3 separate regions of the Mus musculus genome follow, and all the other regions are linked to region 2. Evidence: chromatin contacts called from ENCODE Hi-C or POLR2A ChIA-PET data. All regions are on one chromosome and are shown on one strand. The core of a region is the stretch at or near the end of the contact, and the rest is flanking DNA. Distances in the headings are between cores, read along the strand shown. Region 1 overlaps Asap1 (ArfGAP with SH3 domain, ankyrin repeat and PH domain1). Region 2 overlaps Asap1 (ArfGAP with SH3 domain, ankyrin repeat and PH domain1). Region 3 holds the start of 1700010G06Rik (a long non-coding RNA gene).

What was found. A loop is a pair of places that touch in the nucleus more often than their neighbours do. ChIA-PET counts read pairs that join two places held with the same protein, here RNA polymerase II (POLR2A).
Region 1: a loop to region 2 is called in a map of left cerebral cortex, with 2.8 times the contacts of the local background. The contact joins two enhancer-like sites. A Hi-C loop is called at or near these places in 3 of 37 maps with a recorded cell type or tissue (gastrocnemius and left cerebral cortex). POLR2A ChIA-PET finds 5 or more read pairs at or near these places in 2 of 5 experiments (Patski and embryonic stem cell).
Region 3: a loop to region 2 is called in a map of gastrocnemius, with 2.0 times the contacts of the local background. The contact joins the promoter of 1700010G06Rik here to the enhancer-like site in region 2. A Hi-C loop is called at or near these places in 6 of 37 maps with a recorded cell type or tissue (adrenal gland, gastrocnemius, heart and 1 more). POLR2A ChIA-PET finds 5 or more read pairs at or near these places in 1 of 5 experiments (embryonic stem cell).

What each region holds. Positions count from the first base shown.
Region 1 is chr15:64,233,210-64,235,909 of GRCm38, reverse strand. The region is part of intron 3 of Asap1 (ArfGAP with SH3 domain, ankyrin repeat and PH domain1); the gene reads left to right. Among named protein-coding and RNA genes, the nearest start is that of 1700010G06Rik, 80 kb to the left of the region's middle. RefSeq lists an enhancer at 247-2,396. Within about 2 kb of position 1,374, at least 2 of the 3 ENCODE cell types and tissues checked have a DNase peak (open chromatin) inside an H3K27ac peak, as active enhancers do; they include left cerebral cortex, where a contact is called at or near this core.
Region 2 is chr15:64,265,966-64,268,665 of GRCm38, reverse strand. All of the region lies in intron 3 of Asap1 (ArfGAP with SH3 domain, ankyrin repeat and PH domain1), which reads left to right. Among named protein-coding and RNA genes, the nearest start is that of 1700010G06Rik, 47 kb to the left of the region's middle. Within about 2 kb of position 1,290, at least 2 of the 3 ENCODE cell types and tissues checked have a DNase peak (open chromatin) inside an H3K27ac peak, as active enhancers do; they include gastrocnemius and left cerebral cortex, where a contact is called at or near this core.
Region 3 is chr15:64,312,818-64,315,517 of GRCm38, reverse strand. It overlaps 1700010G06Rik (a long non-coding RNA gene), which reads right to left and starts at 1,400. Exons shown (of 2, transcript XR_003951590.1): 1 at 985-1,400; 2 at 1-560. All of the region lies in intron 2 of Asap1 (ArfGAP with SH3 domain, ankyrin repeat and PH domain1), which reads left to right.

The sequences.
Region 1 (2,700 bases), core at 125-2,624, 33 kb after region 2:
ATGTGCAGTGAGAAAGAGAGTCAATTCTACCATTTGCTTCTGGTCTGTATCGATACGGCCAAGCTGTGGAGAGGAAGGTGTGGGATTTCTGTACTTCTCTCAGGTTTCCCCTCGGTTTCACTGTGAATCAACTGCTTGGCATTTGGAGGTTTTGCCCTTTCCTGAGAGGCTGATGGGCTGAAAGATATCAGATTTGTTCATTCTTTGTTAGTTGTCTTGACTTTCACTAACCCCTTTAGTTCAGCCACCCTGTGTGAGAAATGGGTTTGAAAAATCTTGCATCGTTTATAACTAAGGAATGTTTTAAACAGACAAATGAATGGGGAAGAACTTTGAGAGCATATGCAGTGCCCTCTTAGTTGGGAGGATATGCATAGAAGATTTAAAGAAAATAGTAAAAATAAAACAAGATGGGGTTGACGGAGTTGCCACAGAATGGTTAGTGGCCCAGAGTAGTTGCCTCTCCTCTTTTCCAGGCCTGTGTGCTTACGTTTGGAGAAGATCAGATACTATAAGAAATACACAGACCTCTGTGTCCTCTGTCAGTAACCTCACTTACCATGTGTACCCTACCTACAAGCCCGGTGTTAAGTAGGAGAAGGAACAAGAAGAAATGCTGGCTTGTGTGGATATGTCCTCAGAGCGGACTGTTTCCTCCGTGGTGACTGTTGCCTTCATGTGTGTCTAATGGAACAGAAGCCAGTAGGTCTCTAGTTTATTTCTTTGTTTTCAGTCTGACATTGTTGATGTCAACAACCACAGGGTGGTTGGGTGGTTGGTTAAATAGGGTTACGGTTTCCTTTTAGTTTCTTTTTCTCCCTTGAGGCTAGGAGTGGTGAATTCTAACTGTCCCTCTAGTAAAGATATGTAGGATATAGGATGTGATTCGGGGTCTTTTATGCTTTCGGGGATGGCTCCTGTAGACCAGTCTCAAGTGTCTTTTTGAAACTCTAATGAGGAGAGTGTATGGGTAAGTTTTACGTTGTTTCCTTCATGCCGTCTACTTAATGTCATGTAGCACTAAGCAACCCTGAGTGTGAGCTGAGTGTGAGGAGCTGTTGGTGCTATTTTCCATGGCTGACTTTTCTATGCCTATAGTCTTAGGCTCTTAGTGCTCTCAGAGGCAAGGGAATTCTCTCCCTCACAGAGCACTAGTCTGCTTTGGGTTCCTCCTGCCTTTCAGGTGAGGCTCCTGGGGCCCAGCACTCCTCCTCTGTTTCTGAACACTACTGGGGTCAGTGTGGCGGGCCCACACACACTGCCCTTGCTCATGTGACAGCAGAAGCTGCAGAGCATTTATGTAATCTGAGGACAAATGTGGAAACTCCTGTGAGCTCTCGCAAATCGTTTGCGAACTTGAGCTCTCGGCTGCCTGTCTGTGGTGTCTCCTAAGGCACTTGAAAGCTATTTCTGTATCCTGTAGTTCCTCTCTTTCCCACTCACCAGCCTCTTGGGTGCCATGCCAGATTCTGAGGTCTGTGACGCTAATTTTGGATATTTTTTTTTTGTCACAAGAACACTTAACATCACATCTTTTGATTTTTATTTTCCCTGCTTTTGCTTCCAATTTTAAAGATAACTCACCTAGACATTTTTACATGTGGTAGAAATAGAATTACTGTTTTGGATTTGTTTTTGTACTAAGTTTTCTGATTCTTTGACCTCAACTTCATCAGTTTTCTCTTTTTTTATTGTCTTAAATAGTTCTGCATATCAAGTGAGTTGGGTGGCTAATGATGGTGGATGGTTTTATGCTCTTGTTTGTAGACACTGTAAGCATTACAAACTGGCTGTGACTGGATCCACCTTGTTAGGCAAGTTGCTAGATGAGATGAGACAGACACAGTTTGGATCTTTCTCCTGACCCTGTTGCAGCTTCTCTGTCTTCATTCTTCCCCTGGTTACCATGGCCTGCTGTCCTCAGCCAGAGTGTGCGGCAAAATCAATTCGGACATTGTCAGCTGGGAGGTCTTTGTAAGGTCCAGTGTCTGTGTTTGAAAAGAGTGCTTCTCATGGGAAGGGTTTAGCTACAGAGCCAGTACTTAACTGTTAGCCAAGTAGGCTTCACCTAGAGAACAACATGGTTGAGAAACTGAGGGAACTTGTTTCTTCCAGGTGGGGTCTCACCACAGGCAGGATCCTCTGTTCCTTCTTTGGGGCAGCTGGGCCCCCGGTGTCTGTGGAGACCCTCGGGCCCAATGGTGTACTGTGGTCCCTTTATTTCCAATCCTGTTGCTTGGCTTCTGTGGACTCAGTTTCATCTCAGTTTAGGGTCACTTGTGCTGCCGCAGAGCATTGAGGAAGACTGTATTGTGTTTCTGAAAGTTTGGGCTCACACAGTCAAGTGGCTAATGTGCTTCATTTTCTTTCATTTGGGTTGGGCCTGTCACTCTTTGTCACACATCTGCTTGGTCAGAATGTGGGTTAGGTGCCCCCCTAGATATTCTCAGCTAATGACCAGGGTGCTTTCTCAGAGTGACATGAGGATGAACCCATGCAGGACTTGCACGCCAGCCTCTCTTGTTCAGGCTGTCTTTCAGTGGCAAAGACATCACGTATCCTAGGGAGCTCACTTATTGTAGTGCATAATTGGCTGTGCCAGAAAACAATGGAAGTTTTGATTTTTAACAATTATTAGCAATATAATTTTAGAGAGGTCATTTAATGCAAAAAATTCTAGCTTTTGTCACAGTAATAAAA
Region 2 (2,700 bases), core at 41-2,540:
GAGGAGGAGAGGGAGGGAGGGAAGGAAGGAAGGAAAGAAAGAAAGATAGGAAAAGCAAAATTGGCCCATCTTAGCAGAGTCACTTAATGCTAGAACTGACTGATCCATCTAGATGCAGGAAAGGCTAGGAAATATGTTTCTGTGTCCAGTGGCAAATGTCCTGGTAGAAACAGAGTTCCATTTGTCAAGGAGAAAAGGAGACTGGATTTCAGGGTAGGAACTCTACAGAATGGAGTAGAGAAGAGATAAGCTTCGTACCACTCCACTAAGGAAGAATCAAGTCAAGATTGAATGTCACTGGTACAGATCCCAGACTTTCCAAGAGCGATGCTGGGCAGGAACAGTTGCCAGTTAGATGGAAAAGTCATTAAAGTATTGGTGTCCTGGACCTTAGAAGGGAAAGATGGTTAGCAGGAAGCATCTCTTCCCACTAAGAAGAAACTGTTAAGCAGTCCCAGTGACACAGGACTGTAATCTCATCTATCAAGGAGGCCACAGCAGAGGAATCACAAACATCATGTCCTATGTGGGCAACAGAGTGTGTTCAAGGCCATCCTAGGCAAGTTTGTGAGAATGTGTGTGTAAATTATGCAGAAGAAAATGGTTCTATCCCTCCTAAAGGAGGAAATAAAGCACTGGAGGCATGTGAAAGAGCTGCAGTAAACCAGAAAGCTGCTCGGGTGCTCGACTAGCCTGAGATCTGTCCTTAGTGTGGCTGTTATCCGTAGCTCTGTTAGTATGGGACCATTGCTGGGACCACTCCCCCATTGCGTGAAGAGCGTCAGAGCTTAGCACTGGTCTGGTTCACGTGTTCTTTCCACATGCCTCCATTCTCCTTTATCTATAAGATGAGCATGATCGACCGTGTGTTGTGTGAGAATTAAGTAAACGGCTATAAAGAGGCTCAGCCCCATTGTGACAGTGCAACTGGTGCTGAACAAATGATCCACCCCACCCCCTTTCAGTGTGTTGAGTACCTCATAAAAAGTGGTCTGAAGACTGAGGAATGGTCAAGGATGTCACAGTGTGAAAGGTCTCGAAGAATGAATGCATGAGGCTAAGTGGAGAAGTACGCTTACTTTTGTAACCCAGGGGAGAGCTTTGCAAACGGCCTTTCAGAAAAAAATGACCTTTCCCGACCAAATTGAGGGTGACTCATTCTTTTCTTCCATTGATAATGATCATTTTCATGGAGTACTTTTATTTTAAACTTGACTTCCTGAGGCACTGATTAGCGCCAAGCACTGATTAGTGGGCCGTCTGCCAATCTAAGGACAGATTGTAAAACTGTTTATGCCAGTACTCTCTAGGGCCATCGAAGGGGAGAGAGAGGAGCGAGGGGATGTCATGGCTGGGGAGGTTGCATCTGTTTACAGACAGGATGTCTCTTTGGAGGGGGAGGGAGAATTCGTTGTCTTCCTCTGCATACTGCTAAAATAGTTTGAGCAGCTCATGGTGGAAAGTCATGGGCGTTTTAGTTCATGCAGAACGTAGACACTGTTTAAGGTAAAACTGCTTAGGTGTTGATTATTCTGGGTTGTTAGCTTTTGGCATTGAAGGTAAATTTTTCTTTAGCTGAAACCTCTTGATGTCCTGTTAGGACGTTGAGTACAATTGTTCTGCTTCCAAAAGAAGTGTCAGTGTCCCTGTTGTAGCTGCTTGCTTTGACATTTAACTGGAGTTCCAGACTACCACAAGGCCAGGCTATGGCTGCAGATAACTATAGAAATTTTGCATGAAGTGTTCCTTTAAAACTGTTAGTTTCTCTGACCCATTATTGCAAATTGAAATAGCAGTTTCCTTTTTAATGCAGGAGATGGGGAAGGAGAACTAAATTTACATATGATCTCTTAAAGGGCAACAAAGATAGAGAAGGAAGTGGTCCTTTAAAACATTTCCATATAAGGTCACTTTGTTTCGGTGAAAACAATGGATATGTGTGAGAGCAGTATCTCATCAGAACATACTTAGTTTTGGTCACTGGGTTGCTATGGATTTTAGTCACTTGGTCCTTCAGACCACTTGCCTCCTTTCCCAAAATGTACTACATCTCCAAGAGAATTTGGTTAATGAAGACGCATTCCTGGTTCTTGCATGAAAACCTATTAGACTCTTAAGGGAGGCCAGGCATGCTGGCAGAACTTTAATCCCCAGCACTTGAGGAGGCAGAGGCAGGATCTACAGTTCCAGGCCAGACTGGTCTACAGAGAGAGTTACAGGATAATTAGGGATCCACATAAAACCCTGCTTTGAAAACCCAGAAAAGAAACTCTAAAGGAGAAGATTCAAAACACAGTGTCCATGCCTGCCCAGGATGTGTTCTTTCTAAGCAGGCATGTGCTTGCTCTCTGGCTGACCTTCGTGACTGGGACACTGCTGTAATTGGATCAAATGTACGGGACACCTAACATTTGATGTTCTCCTGGGCTGCTCCTTCCCTAGTCTCTCTAGTTGAGTAACAGAGACAAACCCATGTCCAGAATCCTGGGATCTGACTGAAAAGCTGAACTACTGAAGGATGTCAGGGCTAGGCCTTGTCTCCAGTGTAGCTGGGCATCTGCTTCAGGCACAGACAGATTGAGATTCAGATGCCCATGTTGCCACATAAATGTATCACCAGGATTTAGTTTCCCTTCACCTTGTTTTCCTAACCTGCAAGTTGAGATCACCGTAGCATCTGGAATGTCTGGCCACCAAGAT
Region 3 (2,700 bases), core at 151-2,650, 47 kb before region 2:
TAAGCCGGGTTCACAGAAGCTCGAGTCTGTGTGCACGTGTCTTTTTCTGGCTTTGGAGAGGATAAGTGTGTATTTCTGGGTAGTTCCCTGTAAAGAAACCCAGCCTTTCAGCTTTGCCCACGCCAGACTCTATTTGCTTTTAGATATCCAGGAATGGCGTTCGGGGTATTTGAGAAAAAGGGAGGTGCAGATGGTTTTGCACCAGGGCATGGTTTCAAATTTAAAGAGGATTATGGTCCATGAACCCCAGAGATGGTGGGTTGAGGTGCGAAGCTTTGAAATTCTAATTGCAGACCAGTCTAAGGAGGTATATGCTTACCAGAGCACAATATCTCATTGTTCATATAGTCCCCTCTTGGCTGGAGGAGGCAGGGGAGGGGCAGATACATAACATAATCTTCGGAGGAAACTGAAACAGCAATTGGTGGCGGCAGTTTGGGCTCTCCGGTGAATTCAGAAAGAAATCCCTGGCTGTTTACCACTGCTGAGCTTGGAATAATCTTGACTCGTTCATCTGCAGAGCCAGGTGTGGGAGCAAACCGGCTGGAGCTGGGAGGGCTCTGTGTGGTGGTCATTTTTGACACGCCTTACCCTCTTATTTGATAAACTCATGCCACCCAAACCCAAGGTATCTGAATTAGGAGAGAAAGCTGTGGAATTCAGGGTCTCTGGGAACAGACACACTTATTAGCTAAGTCTAGGCTCTGAACAACAGTTCATTTTTACTGTTTATGTCACACACACAGAGGAGTGCTGCCAGCTCAGTAGACAGGGCAGGTACTAGATGACAACTGGGGTGTGGGGGGTGGGACCAGACTGGCTCACAGCCCTGAGGAAGACAAATCCTTTCAGAGGGAAGCCCCAGTGCTCACTGATTTTTCTCGCTGATTTGCTCTCAGTACTTTATAGGGGAGCATGGGATTTCTGAGGCGCAGGGAGCTTAATTAGGCCAAGCTAGTGAGGGTCATATTTGTTCCAACTTACAGAATTTTCCAGATGCTGTGAGAAATGAGCTAGGATTCTCTTCTGGAATGTTCATTCTCCAAATGCTACATCTTGCAGCCCTGGCAACCAGTGAGCCTGCCCTTGTGGGGTGGTCAGCTGCCAGTCTCCTCCTGCCTTATTTTCTCCCTGAGAGCTAAACCCTCCATGTCTCCCAAACCAAACTTTTAAAGTACTGAGGAGAGAAAGTACTCTTGTTTATGTTTAACCTCTTTATTCACTAGTTTTTTTTAAAAGGTCAGTTTGCCAGGGATGTGTTTCTTTATGCTCATTCCCTTAGCAAGTTCTTCCTGTAGTAGGCGGAGACACTTCCCTGCCTTGGAGAGCACTGGTAGGAACCGCAGTGGAGGCACAGTGCACACCCAATTCGGTCAAGCCAGGAAGAGAAACAGCACACATTTTAACCCATTTTTTCCTATGCAGAGAGCAAGTCCTCATCCATGAACTCAGCCTCCTCCATGAGGGTCCCTGTCTTCTACTTTCATGGGAGGCAGTTAGGGGTCCAAGATTCCCAGCCAACAGGGTATCGAGTGGTGTATCCATTCTATTCTGCACACTTTGACTGAGCCTTCTCTGACCATGGTTTATGTATGGCTCTGTCATTTTCTCCTACTCCTCCTCTGTATTGCCTATTTGTCTGGTCCTCTGCTGCAAAGCAAATTCCAAGACAGCAGGAATGTGGCCCTTGCCGACATCACTCATCTCAGAATTTGTCAGCTTGTGAGGCGAACCTTTTCCTCTTGACATGCAGTCTTCTCCTCCCTCCCTGCCGGTCCTCACTCAAGACAAGCCCTCTCCGTGGGTCCCTGAGCCACACGACCCACACGCGGCCAGAAAGGCCAGCGAACACAACCTCTAGCTAGCTATATCGGACGGTATGCAGGCAGGTCTGAGTGGGCCACAGGGCTTGCCTTCCAAAGCAGGCTTTAATGGAGGCCAGTCATACGCTTTCAAGGGCTCCTGGAGGCCAATCCCAAGGACTAGGTGGGTTTTGTTGATACCATTCTCAAAATCTTCCAGTCGGTGGTGAGAAATTAGATGGGTATGTTGGACTAACAACAGTAGACATCTTGCTGGGGCTGAATTGGTACTTTTCTCAGAAGAAAGTCAGTTCCTGCTTAGCAGTGAAGAGCATTTGCACCTGAGAAATACTTTTTGCATCTCCGGATGCTCGGCGGTCCTCTGGGGTAGGGGAAGAAAAAAAAAAAACCAAATACATCTGGACAGATGAAAGTATTTTAAAACAACCCTTCCTGTCTCTGCACAAGGCACAGCATTGGCGTTCAGAGGGCAGCAGGGCTGCGCCCCCATCCCTCGGTCCGCGCAGAAGGGAGACGGCTTTCCGGGCCTCGCTTCCTGCACCCACTCGGGACTAAAAAAGAACACGAACAACTTTTTTTTTTTTTTTTTTTTTGGTCCCTCTCTTGCAAAAACGCTCGCGTAACCAGCTCGCTGAAGTAACCGCTCCGGGGGCGGCCGGGTGTGTGTGTGTGTGCGTGGGGCGCGGTTCCGGAGCCCCACGGGCACGAGCACCAGCGCCGGCGGCTGCGAGGTGGGGGCCGCGCGAGGGCCGGGCGGCGGGGGGGGGGGGTAAGTGGAGAGAGAGGGGCGGGCGGGGCGTGCGGGGCGCGTGCGCAGAGCACTTCCGTGTTTGTCCCCGTGACTGGCGCGGGCGCGCCGCCCGCCGCTCCGCGGGAG